Regions from separate parts of the Homo sapiens genome. Here regions 1 and 3 are each linked to region 2. Evidence: chromatin loops called from intact Hi-C (ENCODE). Cell type or tissue: CD4-positive, alpha-beta T cell. All regions are shown on one strand.

What was found. Hi-C counts contacts between places; a loop is a spot of excess contacts. Peaks named below come from ENCODE experiments on the same cell type or tissue, not always from the same donor. Only the 100,000 strongest peaks of a DNase experiment are listed, where the experiment ranks them.
Region 1: a loop joins it to region 2, with 8 times the contacts of the local background. A loop is called at or near these places in 5 of 110 quality-filtered maps.
Region 3: it touches region 2 in a loop (6-fold over the local background); 3 of 110 quality-filtered maps call a loop at or near these places.

The regions. Positions count from the first base shown.
Region 1 is chr19:40,187,057-40,195,056 of GRCh38, forward strand. It overlaps MAP3K10 (mitogen-activated protein kinase kinase kinase 10), which reads left to right and starts at 4,370. Exons shown (of 10, transcript NM_002446.4): 1 at 4,370-5,657. The coding sequence starts at 4,976. RefSeq lists an enhancer at 3,598-3,837 and silencers at 3,998-4,497, 4,768-5,067. In CD4-positive, alpha-beta T cell, no CTCF peak of the experiment used is centred here; DNase peaks (open chromatin) are centred at 3,625, 3,945, 4,355 and 5,125; H3K4me3 peaks cover 2,199 bases; H3K27ac peaks cover 1,401 bases.
Region 2 is chr19:40,344,429-40,352,428 of GRCh38, forward strand. It overlaps C19orf47 (chromosome 19 open reading frame 47), which reads right to left and starts at 3,969. Exons shown (of 9, transcript NM_001256441.2): 1 at 3,896-3,969. It overlaps PLD3 (phospholipase D family member 3), which reads left to right and starts at 4,267. Exons shown (of 13, transcript NM_012268.4): 1 at 4,267-4,340. RefSeq lists a silencer at 3,844-3,933 and an enhancer at 3,924-4,213. In CD4-positive, alpha-beta T cell, no CTCF peak of the experiment used is centred here; DNase peaks (open chromatin) are centred at 4,123, 4,683 and 4,853; H3K4me3 peaks cover 1,982 bases; H3K27ac peaks cover 1,208 bases.
Region 3 is chr19:42,320,992-42,328,991 of GRCh38, forward strand. It overlaps TMEM145 (transmembrane protein 145), which reads left to right. Exons shown (of 15, transcript NM_173633.3): 14 at 2,592-2,798; 15 at 3,746-4,073. The coding sequence ends at 3,826. It overlaps MEGF8 (multiple EGF like domains 8), which reads left to right and starts at 4,644. Exons shown (of 42, transcript NM_001271938.2): 1 at 4,644-5,439. The coding sequence starts at 5,253. RefSeq lists silencers at 4,570-4,759, 4,800-4,939, 5,160-5,229, 5,240-5,309. In CD4-positive, alpha-beta T cell, CTCF peaks have their summits at 4,303 (motif pointing left), 5,203 and 5,409; DNase peaks (open chromatin) are centred at 2,739, 3,650, 3,830 and 4,440; H3K4me3 peaks cover 2,258 bases; H3K27ac peaks cover 567 bases; H3K27me3 peaks cover 1,603 bases.

The sequences.
Region 1 (8,000 bases), 160 kb before region 2:
CCAGAAAATTCCATTTATGAAAACAAATGCAGGCCAGGCACAGTGGCTCATGCCTGTAATCCCAGCACCTTGGGAGGCCAAGGCAGGTGGATTCCTTGAGGCCAGGATTTGGAGACCACTCCGGCCAACATGGCAAAACCCCATGTCTACTAAAAATGTAACAATTAGCTGGGCACAGTGGCATGCGCCTATAGTCTCAGCTCTGGAGGCTGAGGTGGGAGAATCGCTTGAACCCAGGAGGTGGGTGAGCTGAGATATCACCACTGCACTATAGCCTGGATGACACAGCAAGGCTGTCTCAAAAAAAAAAAAAAAAGAAAAGAAAAGAAAAGAAATGCAAAACAACCCTAAATAAAGTATTATTAAATCAAATCCAGCAATGGTGAAAGCAAGAAAGAGGAGATAATCAACATTAATGGATTAAAGGCAGAAAAACCATCTGATTGCATAAATAAATGCATAAAAAGCATTTGATAAAATGTAACACCTGCATTTAAAAAAGAAAGAAAGAAAGAAAGAAAGAAAAATCTCTAGCAAGTTAGGAATAGAACCTGATAAAGGACTTCTACTAGAAATCTACTGAAAGCATCATATTTAATGATGAAACCTTAGGATCATTCCCTTAAATGTCTAGGACAAGACAAGAATTGTCCATTAATACCACTGCCATTCAACATTGTATTGGAACTCCTAGCCAAAGAGGAGAGGATTAAGAAAAAAAGCATAGACATCAGATTTTTTAAAGCTGTAATTTTTTTCTTTTTTCTGGACAACAGGATCATCTAGCTAGAAAATCGAAGAGAATTATCTGTCAAGCTATTCTAGAACAAGCAAGAGTGAGTTCAACAAGGCAGCCAAATCCAAGATAATTTTTTTTCTTTTTTTTTTTGAGATGGAGTCTCACTCTGTCACCAGGCTGGAGTGCAGTGGCGCAATCTCGGCTCACTGCAACCTCTGCCACCCGGTTCAAGCGATTCCCCTGCCTCAGCCTCCCGAGCAGCTGGGATTACAGGTGACTGCCACCATGCCCTGACTAAATTTGTATTTTTAGTAGAGACAGGGTTTCACCATGTTGGCCAGGCTGGTCTTGAACTCCTGACCTTGTGATCCACCCGCCTTGGCCTCCCAAAGTGCTGGGATTACAGGCGTGAGCCACCGCACCGGGCCCAGAGACAACCTGTTCTGCAGCCCATTTGCTTCTTCCAGAGTCTCCCTCTGTCGTCCGGGCTAGAGTACACTGGCTCGATCTCGGCTCACTGCAACCTCCGCCTCCCAGGTTCAAGCGATTCTCCTGCCTCAGCCTCCTGAGTAGCTGAGATTACAGGCACCTGCCACCACGCCTGGCTAATTTTTGTATTTTTAGTAGAGATGAGGTTTCACCATGTTGTCCAGGCTGGTCTCAAACTCCTGACCTCAGGTGATTTGCCTGCCTCAGCCTCCCAAAGTGCTGCGATTACAGGTGTGTGAGCCACCGCCCCCACCCTCTATTTGCTTCTTTGAGATGAATCACCCCATAAATGATTGGTAAACAGAGTAATGATGTCAGCATAACACAAGCATGTTGGTTAACATGCAATTTTCTCCAGGAAGTTAACATTTTGAAGCAATCAGGGCCAAGCTTTCTCACAGTTAAAGGGGAAGCCTTAGTACTAAAAGAAGATCTTCAGAGGAAAAAGCTGCAAATCTACAGAAGTGTCTTCCTTTGGATCCACGGTGGCTGGTTTAGTGACTTCAAAGACCACCATATTTGTCACAGTGTTATGCCTATGGCAAATCCATGAATGCAGATGAAGAAATTGCAAATATATTTCTCCCATATTAAAATAACAGATTAATGAAAAAGATCACACCTTGGATCACATTTCGAGTTTTGATGAAAATGATCCCCATCAATAGTTAATATCTCCAACCAGCATCCCCAAAGAGGAAGCATAAGCCCCACCTTCAAGGCTGCAAAGTGCTGCTGAAAGCAAATGCTCATGGAAATTTACCTATTCTAGTGTTTCTATTAGCATCATTATTGGTTTTGTAGCACTCTGAATATAAAGTTGTATACAAGAGGCCGGGCATGGTGCCTCACACCTGTAATCCCAGCACTTTGAGAGGCCAAGGCGGGCGGATCACGAGGTCAGGAGATCGAGACTATCCTGGCCAACATGGTGAAACCCTGTCTCTACTAAAAATACAAAAATTAGCTGGGCATGGTGGCGCCCACCTGTAATTCCAACTACTCGGAAGGCTGAAGCAGGAGAATCACTTGAACCAGGGAGTCGGAGGTTGTGGTATGCCAAGACCGTGCCACTGCACTCCAGCCTGGCAACAGAGTGAGACTCCATCTCAAAAAAAAAAAAAGTTGTATACAGGTTTTTATTTTTACTTTTTTTTTTTTGAGTCAGGGTCTCGCTCTGTCTCTCAGGCTGGAGTGCAGTCAGTGCCACAATCACAGCTCACAGTAGCCTCGACCTCCTGGGCTCAGGTAATACCCCTATACCTCAGTCTCCCGAGTAGCTGGGAACACAGGTGCACACCACCACACCCGCCTAATTTTTTATTTTTTTGTAGAGACGGAGTCTCCCTATGTTGCCCAGGCTAGTCTGAAACTCCTGGACTCCAGTAATTCTCCCTCCTCGGCCTCTGAAAGTGCTGGGATTACAGGCATGAGCCACCGTGCCCAGCTAGTTGCATATATTTTGAGCAATCTGTCTCTAACTCTATTTTTTCCATGAAGTCTTGTTAATTTTAGTGCACCGTTTTGAAGAACTGAAGGTTTTTTAAGAATGCATATAGCAGGTTATAGCAGAAACACTTATACTCAGAATGAAGCTGGGGCTCTCTCTTCCAACAAGCATTTTTGATATGCTCCGAGTGTCCCTGCTAGGTAGCCAGGAGACCAGGTAACCCACTTCCCTCTGACAATGGAACAATTCCCCAAGGACCCTGAGGGGCAGTTCTCTGGAGTTTGGGCACTAGAGTCCCTCTTATTTCCTCTTCTTCTCTCCTCCCTCTAGACCCCATACCACTCAGGAGAGGCCAAGTAAAAAGACCCAGAATTTTGCCTCTTACAAGCTTAGAGATCTTGAAGAAGTCACTGAACCTCTGCGGGACCTACTTTCCTCATTCTTTAAATAGAAAGGCAGTGGGTTTTTTGTTTGTTTGTTTTTTGTTGTTTTTTTTTTTGTTGTTGTTGTTTTTGTTAATCGTGGCGATGGTTATTTATTTATTTATTTATTTTGAGACGGAGTCTTGCCCTGTCGTCCAGGCTGGAGTGCTGTGGCGTGATCTTGGCTCACTGCAACCTCCACCTCCCAGGTTCAAGCGATTCTCCTGCCTCAGCCTCCCGAGTAGCTGGGATAGATTACAGGCGCACACCACCACGCCCGGCTAATTTTTTTTTTTTTTTTTAAATAGTAGAGACGGGGGTTTCACCATGCTGGCCAGGCTGGTCACGAACTCCTGGCCTCGTGATCCGCCCGCCTTGGCCTCCCATAGCGCTGAGATTACAGGCGTGAGCCACCGCGCCCGGCCTGGTTGTTAATTTTTAAAACTGCCTTTCATTTTTGCTTTGCCATTTATAGCTCTGTAGCCTTGCACAAATGACTTCACTTCTCTATGAGTCATCTGTAAAATGGGGCTCTTTGTGAAGACTTAACGATACCACGTGTACAAAGCACTGAATACAACATGCACATTAAGCTCCCCGAAATTGAAACTCCTATAAAATAGGAATCGGGGATTCTCAAGAGCAGGAGTTCTGACTTCAGCAGAGGAACCCAGAGCTGGTGGGGAAAGCAGACGTGGCTGTGACATCCCCAGGGACACTAAACACATCCTCCCAGCCCCATCTTCCCCGCAGAGTCCCGCCACCGGCCCGACCCCTAACTTGCTCCAACCACCCGCCGACGCCCGCAGCCCGCTGTTTGGGGGCCGCCCCCTGCAGCGCCAGGTCCCCGCGCGGACTACAGTTCCCAGCGTACATCTCGGTCGGGGGGTCCGAGGGGCCGTCCTGCCTCAGGGATAAGGTCCAGGCTGCGTTCGCGGCTCCGGGCAGTCACAGTCATGCACGCAGCTCCTATTTTTCGCGTTGCTAATCGCGTCCGTTGCAGTCCAACCCATCCTGGGCCGCGGCCCCCACAGGGTCTGTGAGGAGCGCTTCCCCCCGCCCCGGGCGCCCGCTACGCCGCGTCCGAAGGAGGGGCCGAGGCCGGGCTCATCTCCCCGGGAGGACTCCTTCGGCTTCGTGGGGTGTCATGTCCATTGCGGCCCGAGGCTGGCCGCGGGGCTCTGCTGGAGGGCGCTGAGAGCCGGGCCCCGAGGCCGCACGGCCGGAGACTACAACTCCCAGGAGGCACCGCGGCGGCGGCGCCCACACGTCACTCGGGCCCCGCCGGTGGCCCGGGGAAGCAGCACGGGCGGGGGGCAGGGGCTGGGGCCGACCGGGAGGCCGGTGCCAAGGATGGGGGCCGCCCGGCTGCCCCGCGCGTGAGGAGGCCGAGGGGCGCGCCACCCCGGCCCGGGGCGGCCGCCCCAGGGGCCCCGCCACCCCCGCCCGGCCCGGCAGTCGTGGCCCGGGATGCGGAGCCGGGGGCCGCCGGTGGAGCTGCGCGGGGTGAGCGGCGCGGGGAACGGGGACTGCCTGCCGCCCTCGCCCTCGTCCCCCACCGGCGGACCCCGGCGGGCATTCGAGAGCCGCGCGGCCAGGCCCTCTTAGCCCTCTGCCGTTTGGGGGGCACGGGTGAACCTGCCGCCCCACTCCCACCCCGCCCCGCCCCGCCCGTACAGCCAAATCGGAAGGGACGAGCCTGCCCTTTGAAAGGGTTTTTTTTCTTGCTCCTGCGGAGGGCGCCCCAGCCATGGCCCTCAGGAGCTCCCTAGACCCCGCAGGGACTGCCCTCCATCCCGGCCGCCGGGGCCCGCCCTCTGCATCCCGCGGGCAGCCTGTGTGAAGCGGCCTCCCGCAGCCCCCGGCCCCTCCCCCATGGAGGAGGAGGAGGGGGCGGTGGCCAAGGAGTGGGGCACGACCCCCGCGGGGCCCGTCTGGACCGCGGTGTTCGACTACGAGGCGGCGGGCGACGAGGAGCTGACCCTGCGGAGGGGCGATCGCGTCCAGGTGCTTTCCCAAGACTGTGCGGTGTCCGGCGACGAGGGCTGGTGGACCGGGCAGCTCCCCAGCGGCCGCGTGGGCGTCTTCCCCAGCAACTACGTGGCCCCCGGCGCCCCCGCTGCACCCGCGGGCCTCCAGCTGCCCCAGGAGATCCCCTTCCACGAGCTGCAGCTAGAGGAGATCATCGGTGTGGGGGGCTTTGGCAAGGTCTATCGGGCCCTGTGGCGTGGCGAGGAGGTGGCAGTCAAGGCCGCCCGGCTGGACCCTGAGAAGGACCCGGCAGTGACAGCGGAGCAGGTGTGCCAGGAAGCCCGGCTCTTTGGAGCCCTGCAGCACCCCAACATAATTGCCCTTAGGGGCGCCTGCCTCAACCCCCCACACCTCTGCCTAGTGATGGAGTATGCCCGGGGTGGTGCACTGAGCAGGGTGCTGGCAGGTCGCCGGGTGCCACCTCACGTGCTGGTCAACTGGGCTGTGCAGGTGGCCCGGGGCATGAACTACCTACACAATGATGCCCCTGTGCCCATCATCCACCGGGACCTCAAGTCCATCAACAGTAAGTGGTGTCCTCTCCCCAAAATTCCTTCCACAGAACCTCTCAAGGCCAGGCCTAGGTGGTGGGAAACAGGGTGAGGGACACCAGATGACACTGTGCCTGGAGTGAGAAGGGGCAGCAGTATGATACCTTCAGGGTGAAGGTGAGGTAGGCCTTGCCTGCCTTAAGGGAGAAAAAGGAGGCTCAGAAAGGTTGAAGGACTTACCTGCCTCCCAGGCTGCAGAGTCACAATCGCTCAGTAAACATGTATCCATGAACACCTGCGTTCCCTGCATGAACAGGACAGATGCAGTGCCTGCCTTCAAGGTGCTTGCCATCCAGCCATGCTGCCAGAGTCCACCAGGCAGAGACAAAAAGAGCCTACCCCGTCTGGAGTCAGTGTCTCTCAACCCCAGCACTATTGGCACTTGAGGCCAGATCATTGTTGTAGGGGCTGTCCTGTAAATTGTGAGTTGCTTAGCGGCATCTTTAGCCTCTTCCCACTAGATGTCATTAGCATTCCCTGCCCCCTCTCCCCAGCTATGACAACCAAAAGTGTCTCCAGGCATTGCAAATGTCCCCTGGGGGGCAGAATCACCCCCAGTTGAGAACCATTTCCTGGAGTCTTCATAGGCCGAGCTGGCCAAGGCAAACTGGAAAAGATGAGGGAGGAATTAAATTGATGTGGCTTATATAAAAGCTTCCAGGCTGCCTGATAGGTTCTCCAAAGTTGATTGGTTGGTTGAATAAATAATGGAGCCAGGTAGAAGGGAACATTCTGCAAGACTCATTTCTAGATGGAAGAGCTTCATGTGGTGTCAACAAGTATTAATTGAGCACCTATTAAGCAGGAGCCCAGCTGGGAGTAAGACAGCCATGGTTTCTGCCCTGACAGTACTCACAGGCTAGCAATTTCATTCATTCATTCCACAGATATTTCCAGAGTGCTGTGTGCCAGACCCTGTCCCAGGGATACAGCAAGAAAAAAAAAATCTTACATTCCTGGCTCTCCCATTCGTGCTGTGCCCCATCTCACTCCCTTTCATTTCTTCATTCATTTGTTCATTCTTCCATTTGGTATTTACCAGGCCAGATCATGTGCTAAGCAAAGGCATCAGCAGTGGAGAAGGCCAGCATGTCCCCGGCCCTCACGTCACTCACAGTTAAGCCCCAAAATGTGAAGGTGCCCCCTTTGCTCTCAACACCCACATCTCATCTATTCCTGATTTCTGTCACTTCTACATCTTGAAATTTATTTTAATCCATCCCACTATTTTTAGGAATATATTGCTATTCCCCACCCATAGCAATTGTAAGCCCCTAGAATAGAGGGACTGCATCTTCCTTGCCTCCCAAGCCTGACATTTGTATATCAACAGAGAGCTTGGCTGGGCGCGGTGGCTCACGCCTGTAATCCCAGCACTTTGGGAGGCCGACGTGGGTGCATCACCCGAGGTCAGGAGTTCGAGACCAGCCTGACCAATATGGTGAAACCCCTTCTCTACTAAAAATACAAAAATTAGCTGGGCATGGTGGCATGCATCTGTAATCCCAGCTACTCAGGCTGAGGCAGAAGAATCGCTTGAAACCAGGAGGTGGAGGTTGCAGTGAGCCGAGATTGCACCACTGCACTCCAGCCTGGGTGACAGAGCAAGATTCCATCGCAAAAAAAAAAAGCTAACATGTGACCACGATGTGCCAGAGCTGGTGCTGTGTCTGGGGAACTGATGCTTATGCCCCAGCACCTCTGAAATGTTGGGTAAATGGAGGCAGGGCCACCCAGCATGCTCCTGTTGAAGGCTGGGACTCCTCAGCCCTTCCTCACCTCTGCTGATTGACAGCACGCCCCACACCCCCAGGTTTTTTGTAGCCAGTGCTATCTGGTCAAAGGGTCAGTGGGCCTCTTATGGCCAGGGCTTCCTCCCGGGGTGATGGGTCTGCTCTGTGCCAGAAACAGAGGACACAGCGCCTCCACAGCACTGCTTCCCCACTCATCCTACCCTAAGGAGCGCCTCATCTGCCATCATTCATTCATTGGTTCATTCCACCAGTAATTCTTAAGTGCCTACTCTTACTAGGCACTGCCTCAGCTCTGGGATTACAGAAGTGAACAAGGCAAGATTTCTCCCTCCCCCAGCTATGGAATTTATATTCCGGTGAACAGGAATAAATGATGGATAGATGGATACCAAAATTTCAGAGAGTATCAGGGGCTCTCAGTGGACTAAGGCAAAGGCTGGAGCAGAGGGTTCTCTTTATTTAGATCGGGTGGTCAGGGAAGGCAACATTTGAGCAGAGACCTGAACAAAGGGGACCCAGCTTTACAAAGATCTGGGGAAGGGGAACAGTGGGGCACATGCCCTG
Region 2 (8,000 bases):
AGATCACACCACTGCACTCTAGCCTGAGTGACAGAGCAAGACTCTGTCTCAAAAAATAATAATGAAATAAAATACAGTACAACATGCATCTCTCAAAGAACAGCACGGAGAGGTCTCAGTAAGTCAGACAGAACATCTCACAAACCAAGCACTAACTATGCATCAGGACCAGCGCCAAGCATCATGCAGATGCATCCCAACAGCTCAGCAAGTGAGGACTATTATTAGCCCTGTTTTTATCGATGAAAAACCCCGACTCATTGAGGTGCAGTCGTTTGTCAAATGGCACATCTAGCAACTGACCTTACTGGGATTCAAAAACAAGTTCTTCCTGATTCTGACGTCCAGGGAATAGGTCCCATTGAGTGCTTACTATGTACCAGGAACTGAGCATATACACATCTCAGTCGCTCCTCACAACCACCCTCGGAAAGTTACAGATGAGAATGGCAGGTCCAAGATCACACAGCAAAAGGCTGGGCACAGTGGCTCAGGCCTGTCATCCCAGCACTTTAGGGTCAGGAGGATCCCTTGAGCCTAGGAGTTCAAGATCATATAGCAAGTAAAGGAAGCAGCAGGACTTGGACCCCACGCAGTCCAATGGCTATGGTTCATGCTGATTGAGGGATTACTACCAGCCAGGTACTATGGTCTGTTTTTCAATGTCTCAGTTAATGCTAACCAGAATCCTTTAAGTACTGGTATTCTCCCCCAAGTGCTACAGACCCTACTGAATTCAATTTCCTCTCTCCACAATCTTAAAAGCCCATCTCCAGCACTGACTTTCCGAATAGTGAAAATTATAATAGTGATTTTAAAGACAGCAGCTCCCAAAACTCAAGGGATTACCACATACCAGACTCCATGTGCTAAGCCCTTAGAAGACCTGTATCCAAATCCCAATTTTACCACGTCCTAATCCTGACTCTGGACAAGTAGCTTAACCTTTCTGACCTCACTTCCCTCAACTGCACAATAAGAATGGTAAGGCCGGGTACAGTAACTCACACCTGTAGTCCCAGCACTTTGGGAGGCCGAAGCAGGAGGATCTCTGGAGCCCAGGATTTTGAGGCCAGCCTGGGCAATATAGCGAGACCCTGTCACTGTTAAAAAAAAAAAAAAAAAAAAAAAAACTGGGCGTGGTGGCTCACGCCTGTAATCACAGCACTTTGGGAGGCTGAGGCGGGTGGATCACCTGAGGTCAGGAGTTCGAGACCAGCCTGGCCAATATGGTGAAACCCCATCTCTACTAAAAATACAAAAATTAGCCAGGCATGGTGGTGTATGCCTGTAATCCAAGCTACTCAGTAGGCTAAGGTGGGAGAATCGCTTCAACCCGGGGCGGGGGGGGGAGAGGTTGCAGTGAGCCAAGATTACGCCACTTCACTCCAGCCTGGGCAACAGAGCAAGACTCAGTCTCAAAAAAAAAAAAAAAAAAAGGAAAGGTGGCTGGGCGCAGTGGCTCATGCCTGTAATCCCAACGCTTTGGGAGGCCAAGGCAGTGGATCACAAGGTCAGGAGTTTGAGACCAGCCTGGCCAACATGGCGAAACTCCGCCTCTACTAAAAATACAAAAAATTAGCTGGGCATGGTGGCAGGCACCTGTAATCCCAGCTACTCGGGAGGCTGAGGCAGGAGAATCACTTGAACCCAGGAGGCAGAGGTTGCAGTGAGCCGAAACTGTACCACTACACTCCAGCCTGGGCAACAGAGTGAGACTCCATCTCAAAAAAAAAAAAAAAAGTAAGATTACCAATTCTTGGCCAGCACCTTGGGAGGCTGAGGCAGGTGGATAACCTGAGGTCAGGAATTCAAGACCAGCCTGGCCAACATAGTGAAACCCCTCTCTACTAAAAATACAAAAATTAGCCAGGCGTGGTGGTGGGCACCTGTAATCCTAGCTACTCAGGAGGCTGAGGCAGGAGAATTGCTTAAGCCCGGGAGGCAGAGGTTGCAGTGATCCAAGATCGCACCACTGCACTCCAGCCTGGGCAACAGAGCGAGACCTTGTCTCAAATAAATAAATAAATAAATAAATAAATAAATAAATAAATAAATAATAAAAATAAAAAAACACCATCTTAAAAAAAAAAAAAGAGGACCCTTTTTTTTTTTTGAGATGAAGTCCCACTCTGTCGCCCAGGCTGGAGTGCAGTGGCGTGATCTCGTCTCACTGCAACCTCTGCCTCCCAGGTTCAAGCAATTATCCTGCCTCAGCCTCCCAAGTAGCTGGGATTACAGGCCCCCACCACCATGCCCGGCTAATTTTCTGTAGTTTTAGTAGAGACGGGGTTTCACCGTGTTAGCCAGGATGGTCTCTATCTCCTGACCTCGTGATCCGCCCGTCTCGGCCTCCCAAAGTGCTAGGATTACAGGCGTGAGCCACCACGCCCAGCCAAGGACCCATTCTTAAAGGTGTTACAAGGATTAAACGAGTTAATAAACAGAGTCCTTAGAACAAAGATGCACGGCAGGTGGTTAAGTGCGATGTTAAGTGTGCATCAAATAAAACAAATCTTCAGTAAGCTAGGGAAACAGTGGGACAGTCACTGACTTAATGCTAGTTTTATACAAAGTGTGAGCTGGGAACAAGTATAAGGACAACTTAATGGGGGTCCATGGGATCTGACAACAGGGAATCACACAGTACAGGTTCTGAACAGTATCCCTATTCAAAGGGAATACGTAGTATTCCTTTTCAATTATCTTTCCATTTCAGTGTACAATGTAATGGGCTGTTCAGTTTCCATTGTATTTTACCTGAACTTTTCCTTCCTCTCATGGCCAGCAATGCTAGTTTTCCATTGAAGACAGCAATGCGCCGGGCACGGTGGCTCACACCTGTAATCCCAGCACTTTGGGAGGCAGAGGCGGGCAGATCACCTGAAGTCAGAAGTTCGAGACCAGCCTGACCAACATGCAGAAACCCCGTCTCTACTAAAATACAAAAAAAATTAGCCGGGCGTGGTGGCGCATGCCTGTAATCCCAGCTACTCGGAAGGTTGAGGCAGGAGAATCCCTTGAACCCAGGAAGCGGAGGTTGCGGTGAGACGAAATTGCACCATTGCACTCCAGCCTGGGCAACAAGAGCGAAACTCCGTCTCAAAGAAAAAAAAAAGAAGAAGACAGCAATGCAAATTTGCCTTCTCAAATTAACTTACTGGGGAAAAAAATGCACTAGTCATTATCAAGAAAAAGAAAAAAACTAGTACTTCAGGACTCAGCAAAATTGGTCAAATAGTAAGTGACAGGATGTCGATTTCCCCGGCTCCAATTCTAAGTTTTTCCTATTGCTGTCTCTGAGCTTTCTCCCCCAGCTTCCCTGGAATTCCCAGCTACACCAATGACTCTCAGAATCATTATCATTATAGTCCCAATCCACGAGCTCTCACTGTGCCAGCCCCTCTGCTTAAAATCTTTACACACACAGATTTCATCAGAATCCTCAAGACGACCCTATGATATTGGGACTATCTGCTCTCATTGTACAGATGAGAAAAAACGGGGTTCAAGGAAGCGAAGACACAGGCCCCACTGCCGCACAGTGGAGCGGGACTTGAACCAAAATTCGACGGCTTCCAAACCCAACAATTTTTCATACTAAGCGCTCAAACATCAATACTAATAATAATAGTATAGTAACGAAGTGAGCGTTATGCGGAGGCGCTGAGCTAAGGCATCCAACGTACACGACCTGACTTCTCACTCCCATTTATAAAGCCGGTGATACAGTCGGATTCTAACCCCCATTCCACAGGGGAGGAAACTGAGGCTCAAAGAAACAAATCGTAAGTCCGAAGCCGTACAACGGAGCCCGAACTGAGTCCAGACACCCGGACGCCACCCGTCCCTACCGCAACCGGCCCAGTCCCACCACCCCCGGCCCGCGCCTCACCTGGCCCACCGGGCCCGCGCCCACTCGCGCCGCCCGCCCTCCCTCCCGGCGGCGCCAACTGTCAGACACTCCTCCCCCGGCCCGGGCTGCCCGCCCCGGAAGCATCCTCTCACCGCCGGAAGCTGAACTGACTCGTCCGCGGCCGCTCTACCCCAACAGGCCGCCACCAGCGAGAGTGCGGCCATAACCATCACGTGACCGCCCACCGACACCAGCGAGAGTGCAGTCGTAACCGTCACGTGACCGCCCACCGTCGGCCCGGCGCTCCCCTCCGCCCGAAGCTAGCAAGCGGCGCGGCCAATGAGAAAGGCGCATGCCTGGCCCCCGCCGGCCTGCAGTCTAGCCGTAGTGCGCCTGCGCGCGGCTAGGAGGGGCCGTCAGGCGGGGATACAGCCTGGAAGGTGCGTGTGGGGCTGGGTCTCGGAGTGGGAGACGTGGAGTGCAGGTACTGTGCGATCTGGGGGCGCGGCGCCTCGGCTACCCTCCTCGTGTTGTCTTCCACGCTATAATGCATGGAATATAATATATATTATATGGAATATAATATATGGAATATAATATATATAATTATAGCGTTGTCTTCCACGCTATAATTTATGTCGTCCTCGGTCTCTTTATGTCACCATTCCTCTCCTTCTGTCTCATCCCACTTAAATCCTCACAACTCCTTCTGTCGCCATCACCCTCTTTAAATCCTCACAACTCCTCTTGTTGTCATCAACGCCCTTAACTCGCTTTCGTTCCCTGTAAGCCCTCTTTGCCACCATAGGTCGTAATCGCTCCCTTTAAATTCGTCATCGCCATATGTTACCTGCATCCTGCTTTTGTTGCCATTTCTCCTTTATAAAATCCTCATTTCTCTTTAAACCCTCATCATACCCCCAAGTCACCTTCGCATGGCTACTGTCCCCATCGCTCTTCTTAAATCGCGCTAATGCAACTCTTACGTCATCATTACCCCTTGTGTCTTTGTCCCTCCCTTGGCATCACTGTTCCTCTGACCAGTCACCATCCACTCCTCATGCTTCCAGTTTTCCCCATAAGGAGCCACCCAGCCTTACAGTTATTTTTCTTCCCTCCGTGTCTTCGTCATTTCCCCGTGTCACATCTCACATAACATACGGGGTACTGCAGCCCATTACCTGGGGTGTGTCAGAATCCCAGCCCCACCACTACACCTCTGGATACCTTGACTGCCTTATGGCACCTTTCCAATCCCAGCTTCATCTGCAAAATGCACACGGGGACATCCACATCAGGGCTGAGTGTGACGATTCTGTGAGTTTATTCTTGTGGTAGGCTCAGCTTGACATGGTGTTTTTGGCTAATATTGTTATTAACCATGTCACCCTCGGCCGGGTGCGGTGGCTCATGCCTGTAATCCCAGCACTTTAGGAGGCCAAGGTGGGCGGATCACCTGATGTCGGGAGTTCGAGACCAGCCTGATCAACATGGAGAAACCCCGTCTCTACTAAAAATACAAAATTAGCCGGGCGTGGTGGTGCATGCCTATAATCCCAGCTACTCGGGAGGCTGAGGCAGGAGAATGGCTTGAACCGGGGAGGTGGAGGTTGCAGTGAGCCGAGATCGCGCCATTGCACTCCAGCCTGGGCAACAAGAGCGAGACTCCGTCTCAAAAAAAAATAATAATAATAGGCCAGGCGCGGTGGCTCACGCCTGTAATCCCAGCACTTTGGGAGGCCGAGGCGGGCGGATCACCTCAGGTCGGAAGTTCGAGACCAGCCTGACCAACATGGAGAAACCCCATCTCTATTAAAAATACAAAATTAGCCAGGCATGGTGGCACATGCCTGTAATCCCAGCTACTCGGGAGGCTGAGACAGGAGAATCGTTCGAATCTGAGAGGCGGAGGTTGCAGTGAGCCTAGATCGTGCCATTGCACTGTAGCCTGGGCAACAAGAGCGAGACTCCGTCTCAAAAAAAAAAAAAAAAAAAAAAACTGCATGATCTTGGGCAACTAACTTAACCTCCCAGCGCCTCAGTTACTGCATCTGCAATATGGGAATGAAAACACAAATTAATCATTCTGCACATAATTCTTAAGCATGTACTATATATGTGCCCAACACTGCTAGACACTGGGGATACCTCAATGAACAATACAGACAAAAATATCTCGGCCTGGCGCAATGGCTCACACCTGTAATCCAAGCACTTTGGGAGGTGAAGTGGGTGGATCACCTGAGACCAGGAGTTTGAGACCAGCCTGGACAACATGGTGAAGCCCCATCTCTACTAAAAATGCAAAAATTAGCCAGGCATGGTGGCGCGCCCCTAAAATCTGAGCAACTCGGGAGGCTGAGGTGAGAGGATTGCTTGAACCCAGGAGGCGGAGGCTGCAGTGAGTTGAGATCGCACCACTGCACTCCAGCCTGGGTGACAGAGTGAGACCCCATCTCAAAAAAAAAAAAAAAATCTGGCCTTATGGACTGTGTACTACACTCTAGTGGGGGTAAGAGGCAATGGGTAAATAGGTAAGTAGATTATTGGATGTATTAGAAGGGGCATGGGGAATGTGGGGTCAAGGTTATAGTTTTAAATAGGGTGGTCAGGGAAAGCTTTCTGAGAAGGTGACATTTGAAACAAATACTTGAAGGAGAAGAGAGAGTAGGGCTGGGCACGGTGGCTCACGCCTGTGATCACAGCACTTTGGGAGGCTGAGGAAGGTGGATCGCTGGAGCTCAGGAGTTTGAGATCAGCCTGGGCAACATAGCGAAACCCCATCTCTACAAAAATTAGCCAGGTATGGTGGTGTGCGCCTGTGGTCCCAGCTACTTGGGAGGCTGAGAGGTGGGGGGATCGCTTGAGCCTGGGAGTTCGAGGCTGCAGTGAGCCATGATTTTGCCAATACACTCCAGCCTGGGCAACAGACGGAGACCCTGTCTCAAAACAAAAAAACAAAACAAAACAAAAAAACGGCCAGGCGTAGTGGCTCATGCCTATAATCCCAGCACTTTGGGAGGCCAAGGCTGGCAGATCACCTGAGGTCAGGAGTTCGAGACCAGCCTGACTAACATGGTGAAACCTCGTCTCTACTAAAATTACAAAAAATTAGGCAGGCATAGTGGCAGACACCTGTAATCCCAGCTATTCAGGAGGCTGAGGCAGGAGAATCGCTTGAACCAGGGAGGCGGAGGTTGCAGTGAACTGAGATTGCGCCATTGCACTCCAGCCTGGGCGACAGCGAGATTCTGTCTCAAAAAAAGAGAGAGAGAAAGAAAGAGTGACATGGCCCTCTGGGGGAACAGCATGCTGGGCAAAGAGAACAGCAAAAGCAAAAGTCTTGCGGTAGGAGCAAGCTTGGAATATTTAAGGAATAGCAAGGAGGTCAGTGAGAGAGGAGAGGGGCAAGAGACGACATTGGAGGGGTGATGGGGCACATCGTGGAAGGCCTTGTGAGCCATGCAGAAGGCTGGCTTTTACTCCCAGTGAGGTGGGTGCCACAGGAGGATGTGGAGCCGAGGAGGGATGCGGTCCAGTGTGACATGAAGCCATCACCCTGAGCTGTGGCAGCTCCAGAACTTCTACCCAGGATCGACTAGTGAGAGGCAGCCTTATTGGAAAGAGAGCCAGAATCTTCTTCAGTCCGCACTCACATATCCTTTATGTTGGGAGAAAGTTTCAAATATCCCTGTCAAAGATCGAGACCGGGCGTGGTGGTTCACGCCTATAATCCCAGCACTTTGGGAGGCTGAGGCGGGCGGATCACTTGAGGTCAGGAGTTCGAAACCACCCTGACCAACATGGTGAAACCTCATCTCTACCAAAATTATATAAAATTAGCTGGGCGTTGTGGCTTGTGCCTGTAATCCCAGCTACTCAGGAGGCTGAGGCAGGAAAATCGCTTGAACCCGGGAGGCAGAGGTTGCAGTGAGCCGAGATCACACCACTTCACTCCAGCCTGGGCAACAGAGCAAGACTCCATCTCAGATAAATAAATAAATAGTCATAAAATTTGAGGGCAGGCTAGGGAAATGCTAACGGAATTTTTGAGAGGCCGGCGCCACCACGGGGTTCAGCTGCTGTCCCAGACGGTGGGGGGCAGGCAGCAGGGGATCTACAGATGATGAACAACAGGAGAGGC
Region 3 (8,000 bases), 2.0 Mb after region 2:
TCCTCTCTCTTTGCCCTCCCTTCCCATTTCCATTCCTGACCCTGTGTCCCCAGATTCTTCCATTTCTCTTTTGTATCCCCACTGCCTTCCCCACCCTCCTTGATCTCTCCACTCTCCCCCTGCCCCTGCCCAAATTCTGCCATCACAGGCCACTGTTCAGGAAGAAGCATCTGGGGTGGCACAGGGTGAAGCTTTTGGGCTCCTGGGTCGGCAACAGGAGGGTACAGCACCACATCTTTTTTTTTTTTTTTTGAGACGGAGTCTCACTCTGTCACTAGGCTGGAGTGCAGTGGCGCGATCTTGGCTCACTGCAACCTCCACCTCCCAGGTTCTCCTGCCTCAGCCTCCGGAGTAGCTGGGACTACAGGAGCACGCCACCATGCCCGGTTAAGTGGTTTTTTTTTTTTTTTTTTTTTGAGACGGAGTCTTGCTCTGTTGCCCAGGCTGGAGTGCAGAGGTGCGATCTCGGCTCACTGCAACTTCTGCCTCCCAAGTTCATGCCATTCCCCTGCCTCAGCCTCCCTAGTAGCTGGGACTACAGGCGCCCACCACCACGCCTAGCAAATTTTTTTTGTATTTTTAGTAGAGACGGGGTTTCACTATGTTGGCCAGGATGGTCTCGATCTCCTGACCTCATGATCCGCCCGCCTCGGCCTCCCAAAGTGCTGGGATTACAGGAGTGAGCCACTGCGCCTGGCCCCCACCACGTCTATTCTTTGCCCTGGTTCACATCCTATCTGACATTCTTGGTGACAGTTCTAATATTCATTAATTTATTCATCAATTGTTCACTGGGCACCTGTCTTGAACCAGTCTGTTTCATTCTAGGAACATCCATATGCATTTACTCCTGCCCTCTTGTTTAATTGTCAGAGCAGCTCCAGGAGAGGGTGGATAATTGACATTGTTCCCACTACACAGAGCGGGGAAGCTAAGGCCCAGAGAGGAGAAGTGACGTGCCAGGGCTCCGTGGCCTTTGGCGGCAGGCAAATACTTTGAACCCTATCCTTCTCCAGCAGACCACAAGGTCTGAAATGAAGGGGAACCAGAAAGGGCAACAGGCATGACCCAGTGTCCCAGCTTCTGACTCCAGGGATCTACAACGTACCCCGTGTAGGGAGTGGGCCCAGCCACCGAGGGAGGGGACAGGTCCCCATCCTTTGCCTCAGAGGCTGACATAGGTACAGACTCGCTCACCTTCCCAGGCTGGTCTATCCTGAAGCTCTGCAGGAAGTCAGAAAGGGACAGAAAGAGGAGAAATGCTGAGAACCCATCATGTGCTGGGCTCTGCACCAGTGGTTTTCATTTCCACCCTCTCATCTTTCCAAGTAGGCGCTACAGTCCCTTTTCCCCACAGCGAGGCTCAGGGAGTTTAATCAACATGCCCCAGATCCCATACTCAGTGAGCTACAGATCCCAGAGGCGGGATGCAGGCTCAGAACGGCAAGCACAGCGCCCTTCCTGCTGTATCTCAGCCAGCTTCCTTCCTAAGGATGCTCACGTTAGCTCAGCACAGCTCCACCTGGGTATCTCAACGCTCATTGCTTTCAGCTCCTTGTTCATTTTTTTCAGCACAACCTTAGAAGAGCTGTGTTAGGTTTCCGGGATATGGCGGTGGAGTCACACCCAGTCCCTGCCTTCACAGCCTATCAGACTAACTGGTACCAGACATCCCTACATTCCACCAATATTTATTTATTTATTTATTTATTTTAAATTTTTTTTTTTTGAGATGGAATCTTCCTCTGTCGTCCAGGTTGGAGTGCAGTGGCATGATCTCGGCTCACTGCAACCTCTGCCTCCTGGGTTCAAGCAATTCTCCTGCCTTAGCCTCCCAAGTAGCTGGGATTACAGGCGCACCACCACACCTGGCTAATTTTTGTATTTTTAGTAGAGATGGAGTTTCACCATGTTGGCCATGCTGGTCTCAAACTCCTGACCTCAGGTGATCCGCCCGCCTCGGCCTCCCCAAGTGCTGGGATTACAGGCGTGAGCCATGGCGCCTTGCCCACCAATATTTACTGAAGGCTTATATGCGCCAGGCATGGTTCTAGAAGGTACTAGGGACTCAGTAGGGAACAGAAGAGTCTGGTTCCTGCCTCATCGAGACATTTTAGAGTCTATTAGTTGCTGTCCAATTGAACTTTCTGTATTTATGAAAATATCCTATTACCTGCACTTTCCAATATGGGAGCTACTAACCACATGTGGCTGTTGAGCACTTGAATGTGGGTAGTGCATAGTGAGTGTGTAGTGAGGAGTGTGACCAAAATTTAAATTTTATTTTGATTAAATTTAAGCTACATGCAGCCAGTGGCTATCATACAGTGCAGGACGCTGACCCTAAGCAATCAGTGACAGCTCAGTGATCAGGCCTCTGATGGAGGAAGCACAGGCCGAGTTTTGTTGAAGGGAAAAGGTGAGGGTCCAGGGCATTTGGAGAGCCCAGAGGGGACGCCTAATCCAGTGTGAATGGCTTCAGGGAAGTGTGGTGGATGTCAACTGAAAGGGAATCCTTCGGACCCCAAGTTTATGGGGACAGCCTCCGGCCTGACAGTGCCTCTCACACCTGCTCCTGGCCCTGGCCTCAGATCATGACCCGCCCATCAGCGGCCAACAAGAACTTCCCGTACCACGTGCGCACGTCGCAGATCGCTTCAGCCGGAGTCCCTGGACCCGGAGGGAGCCAATCCGCTGACAAGGCCTTCCCGCAGCACGTCTATGGGAACGTGACGTTTATCAGCGACTCGGTGCCCAACTTCACGGAGCTCTTCTCCATCCCCCCGCCCGCCACCTCCGTAAGCCCCGCGGCCCCAGCGCCCGAGGAGCTGCTGGCGCCGCCCCTGGAGTACCTGACCCCGCTCCCGGCCCCGCCGCCGCCCCCAGCGCCCGGACCCCTGAGCCCTCCTCCTGCCTTTCGCACTCCCCGCGCCCCAACACCGCGCCGCGACCGTCCCCTGGCGCCCGCGCCCACCCTGCCTGACTGGGTTCTGGCGCTGTTGCGCACACCCCCGCAGACTCCCTGCGCCGTGCCCCCACCGCCCGCCTTCCGCGGCTCTCCCCCAGCTCCCCGGCCGCCGCCGGAGTTCGCCCCGCGCGCCCCGACGCCGCCCTTTGAGTACCTGGCCCCGCTGCCCAGGCGCCCCGCCACCCAGTCCTTCCCTGACTGACAACGTGCGTCCACACCTGGGGTGGAAGGGTTCTCCGGGGGAGGGGGACGGGCCTTCGGGGCCGCATCTGCCCCCCGAGGGTCCCGGACGGCCTCTGACCCTGACCCCCCTCCCAGGCCGGGAAGCAGGTGGAGGAGACAGCGGTGGCGGCGGCGGTGGCCCCGAGGGGCCGCGTGGTGACCATGGCCGAGCCGGGCGCAGCCTCCCCCCCACTTCCCGCTCGGTTCCCCAAGGCGGCCGACTCGGGCTGGGACGGCCCGACGCCGCCCTACCAGCCGCTCGTGCCCCAGACGGCAGCGCCGCACACCGGCTTCACCGAATACTTCAGCATGCACACGGCCGGGGGCACTGCACCCCCGGTCTGAGCACCCCTGCCCGCCCCTGCCCCATGGGCCATGACCGGGCCCCGGCCGGGCTCCGGACCCCTGCTTTATCCCGGCCCGAGAGCTCGCCCATCCCCGGCCTTCCCGACCCTTCCCACCCCGCGCGCCCAGGTTGGGTACGCTGCGTCCCGCCCCCCTCCCCTCTGTGCCAAACGGTCCCGCGGGAGCCGCTCTCCCCGTCCCCTCCCTCAGCCCCTGCCCCGAGCGGCGCCGGATTCTGGGCTCCCGCTGTTCCGTGACCTCCGGCCCCCTGGCCCCCTTCGAGACCTCTGACCCCGCTGGACTCCGGAACACCCGTGGTGACCGCCGGGACCCTGCCTGTGACTCTCCAGGACTCTGCGACCCCGGGATGGATATTGCGATGCTGGTCTCGACCCTGAAACCCTCCCTCGGATCTGTGACCTCGGACCCGTACTCCATCTGCCGCATCTCCATTCCGGGGGCCTTCCCTCGGGTCCCTGGCAGAAAGACATTTTACCCCTTCTTGCCAAAATAAAAAAGGATTCGTTTTTATCTATAACATGGCTTCTTTTGCATCTTGATGGTGTTCAGCGGCGGGGCTGAGCCAGAACTATGTCAGGCTCGGGACCTCAGTGTGTCCATCTGTGAAATGGGAATTTGGAACCGGAGGCAGGGGCCTGTATAACCTGATCTTTATGTTGCCCCAGAATGTGGGAACATTGAAGATGATCAAACATCTAGCAGGGTCTTGCACCGCTCCTTTATTTTTGCCTTCCTTTCCTCACTCAGAGGTAGAGGCGCCCTCCAGTGGCCCATGCTTTGCTGAACCACAGGCACCCAGAGTTTGGGTTACGATCTTAGCACTGCGCATATGTGTATTTCTCTCCCTCCAGGAGGACGCTGCTGCGCATGCGGTTGGGAACAAATGGGCGGGGATTTCCCCGGAAGTCTCCCTTTATGGAGGGTTGGGGTTGGGCGCTCCGCAGTCCTCCCAGGGCCGCTCTGACCGGCCGCTCTGTAACTTCTCGCCTCCTCTTCGCCGTCCCTCCCACAGCGGCTGCTCGGCTCCCGCCCCCTCGCCCTCCCACAGCGGGTCTTCCCGCGGCCGCTCTGGCCCAAGCGTCCCCTCGTCTCTCTGATCTGGCCCATCCGGCTTCGGAGGGAGGCGAGGGTGGGTGAGCAAAGGGATTGGGTCTGTGGGGTCCAGGCCCGAACCCCTGAAGACGGGCTCCGCCCCCGGCACCCGCTCGCGCCCCGCCCCCGGCTGGAGGAGTCTCTCCTGGACCATCCGAACCTAGCCTGTCCCGGCCCGCAGCCTCTATGGAGGCTCCTGCCGGGCCGTAGAGCCCTTCGCCCCCTGGGGACCCACCCGTCTATAAGGTCCGTTTGGCCTGCAGCAGCCTGAGTCCGTAATGCTGGGCACTGTTCATGGGATCGGCCCCCTATGGAGCCCTGTGTCTATAGGGGACTCCTACGGTCCCTAGGGTTCGGCCCCGTCCATAATGACTCCATATACAGGGCCTTCCATCGCTCTATAGGGCTCAGCCCTCGGCTTCCAGAGCCTGTCAGCAGTGGCCGTACCCTTCGCCGGGACTGCCGGGTCTCCGGGACCTCTTCGATCTACAAGGTCATGTTATGCCTATAGAGGTCGCATTTGCAGGGCCTCACCCCGGGTAGAGGGTCCTCTCCAGGTTTTTACGGCCTGTCCCCGCTCTAAGGGTCAGTGCAGGAGGCGGCGATGGCCCTGGGCAAGGTTCTGGCCATGGCACTGGTTTTGGCCTTGGCCGTGCTGGGGTCGCTGTCCCCTGGGGCCCGGGCGGGGGACTGCAAGGGGCAGCGGCAGGTGCTGCGGGAGGCGCCAGGCTTCGTGACGGATGGTGCGGGCAACTACAGCGTCAATGGCAACTGCGAGTGGCTCATCGAGGGTGAGTGGGGCCGCGTGGGTCACTCACTAATTCGCTGGTAGTTCATTCATGTGTGCATTCATCCACTCACCACATTCCCAGAGCTCGGTTCTGGTCCAGGCCTTTTGCTCTAAAATGCCTGACACCCAGGGTTGCAGCCAACCTGGGCCCTGCCCTGGAAGGCCTCCAAGTCTGGTGGGGGAGATGCACCTACACCCAGATTTACAATTACAAGACAGGAGCATCAGTGCCGGGCCTTCTGAGTAACTGTTAAGAACTCAGGGTCTGGGTCCAATCATTTGGCTTTGAATTTGGTTCTACTACTACTACTTTTTTTTTTTTTTTTTTTTGAGATGGGGGCCTCACTCTGTCACCCAGGCTGGAGTGCAATGGTACCAACACAATTTACTTACTGCAGCCTCGACCTCCTGGGCTCAAGTGATCCTCCCACCTCAGCCTCCCAAGTAACTGAGTGTGTAGAGACAGAGTCTCACCATGTCGCCCAGGCTAGTCCTGAACTCTTGGGCTCAAACGATCCTCGCACCTCAGCCTCCCAAAGTGTTGGGATTGTAGGTGTGAGCCACTGTGCCTGGCTTCTTATTATTAGCTTTGTGACTTTGAGCAGGTGGTTTTCTTTCTCTGAGGTTCTGTTTCCTTCCCCCACAAATGGGATAACAACAGTACTCACCTCATAGAGTTGTTGGAATGAAATGAAAACAGGTATTTAACATGCCTGATGTGTGGCATATAGTAACTGTTCAATAAATGGCATTAGGATTATTGTTGTTGTTATTTGTGAAGTACTTCAATAAAAGCATTTTTCTTCAGTCATTCATGTGCCAGACATTATGTTTCCCATTGGACATAGCCCAGACTGAGACAGCTCCAGCAATCCCTGGTGACTTAGGTCTTGGAGTCTAGTTGGGGAGACAAACACATTAATAGTGAGAGACAAGAGTGGTCTTTGATGGAGGAACCCCAGAGGCCTGGGAGAGCCCAGAGAAAGTGCCTGATCTGGGGCCGGGGAGAACAGAGAGGCTTCCTGGAGGAGGAAATGTCTAAGCTGAGACTTAAAGGACCAATAGGAATCTGTCAGGAGTGGGAGGAAAGGCCCCAGCCCTACCCTTCTGGGCTCCCAGTCAGTGGGAGAGACAAACCCACTCCGAGGCTGTTTGTTTTCCTTTTCCACCCAATAAACTCCTATGCATGCCTCAGAACCCTGCCCCAGTGGCTCTTTCTCTGTGAAGACATGTGGCTTAACCTGGGGTATAGCTGAGATCAGAGGCATCTGTACGAGGGAGCAGAAGGGCATTCCAGGCAAGAATAGCTGTGCAAAGGCGGGGAAGCGGGAGAGTGATGCTTTTGAAGAACTAGAAATCCAGTGTGTTAAAACATAGAATACTGGCAGGGTATGGTGGCTCATGCCTGTAATCCCAGCACTTTGGGAGGCCGAGGCCGGCAGATCGCCTGAAGTCAGGAGTTTGAGACCAGCCTGGGCAGTATGGTGAAACCCCATCTCTACTAAAAATACAAAAATTAGCTGGGTGTGATGGCGCGCGCCTGTAGTCCCAGCTTCTCAGGAGGCTGAGGCACAAGAATCACTTGAACCTGGAGGTTGCAGTGAGCCAATATTGTGCCACTACGCTCCAGTCTGGGCGGCAGAGCGAGACTCCATCTGAAACAAAAACAAAAACATAGAATACAAGACAACGAATGAGCCAGAGGCTGCAGGGTGGGAGGAGCCAGCAGGTGTAGGGCTCTGTGATTTTGAGCTGTATCCTGAGGGCAATACAGGGGTGAAAGAGAAGTTGAAAGGCAGTACCTGCAGAAGCCCAGGAAGGCCTCACAGAGTAGTGGATGTAAAAGCTGGCCTCCAGACAGGGGAGGTCCTGGGCAAAGGCCAGAGGTGTGACAGAGCCTGGATCATGCAGGGCCTCCCTTGGGAGGCTGTGGAGCTTTGTCTTTGTCTGGGGGCTCTGGGGAGCTATGGAAGGGTTTTGAGCAGGGAGAGGACATGATCTGATTTATGTTTTAGAAGATCTCTCTGGCTGCTGTGTGGGGTATGGATGAAGGCCTGTTTCTCAGTGATAGCATGTCTACCTGTTCCCAGCTTGGGGGCCATTCCTGTCAAGCTAGTGGGATGAGAACAGAATAGGAAGTGTGTGTGTGTGTGTGTGTGTGGCGAAGGGGTCTGTGTGCTGGATATAAATCACTCTCTGGCCTTAAAGAGTCCCAGACTGGTTAGGCCAGGTGCGGTGGCTCACGCCTGTAATCCCAGCACTTTGGGAGACCAAGTGGGGCGGATCACCTGACGTCAGGCTTTAGAGACCAGCCTGGCCGACATGAAGAAACCCCCTCTCTACTAAAACTACAAAAATTAGCCCTGCGTGGTGGCGCACATCTGTGGTTCCAGCCTGGGTGACAGAGCGAGACTCTACCTCAAAAAAAAAGAAAAAACGTCTCAGACTGGTTGGGAATGGTGGGGCTGGACACAGATATTCAGCCCCCAGTGTGTTCACTGAGACAGTGCTCAGGGCTAAGAAGGAAAGTGGAGGGGTGGGGTGGATGTACCTAGGGAGGAA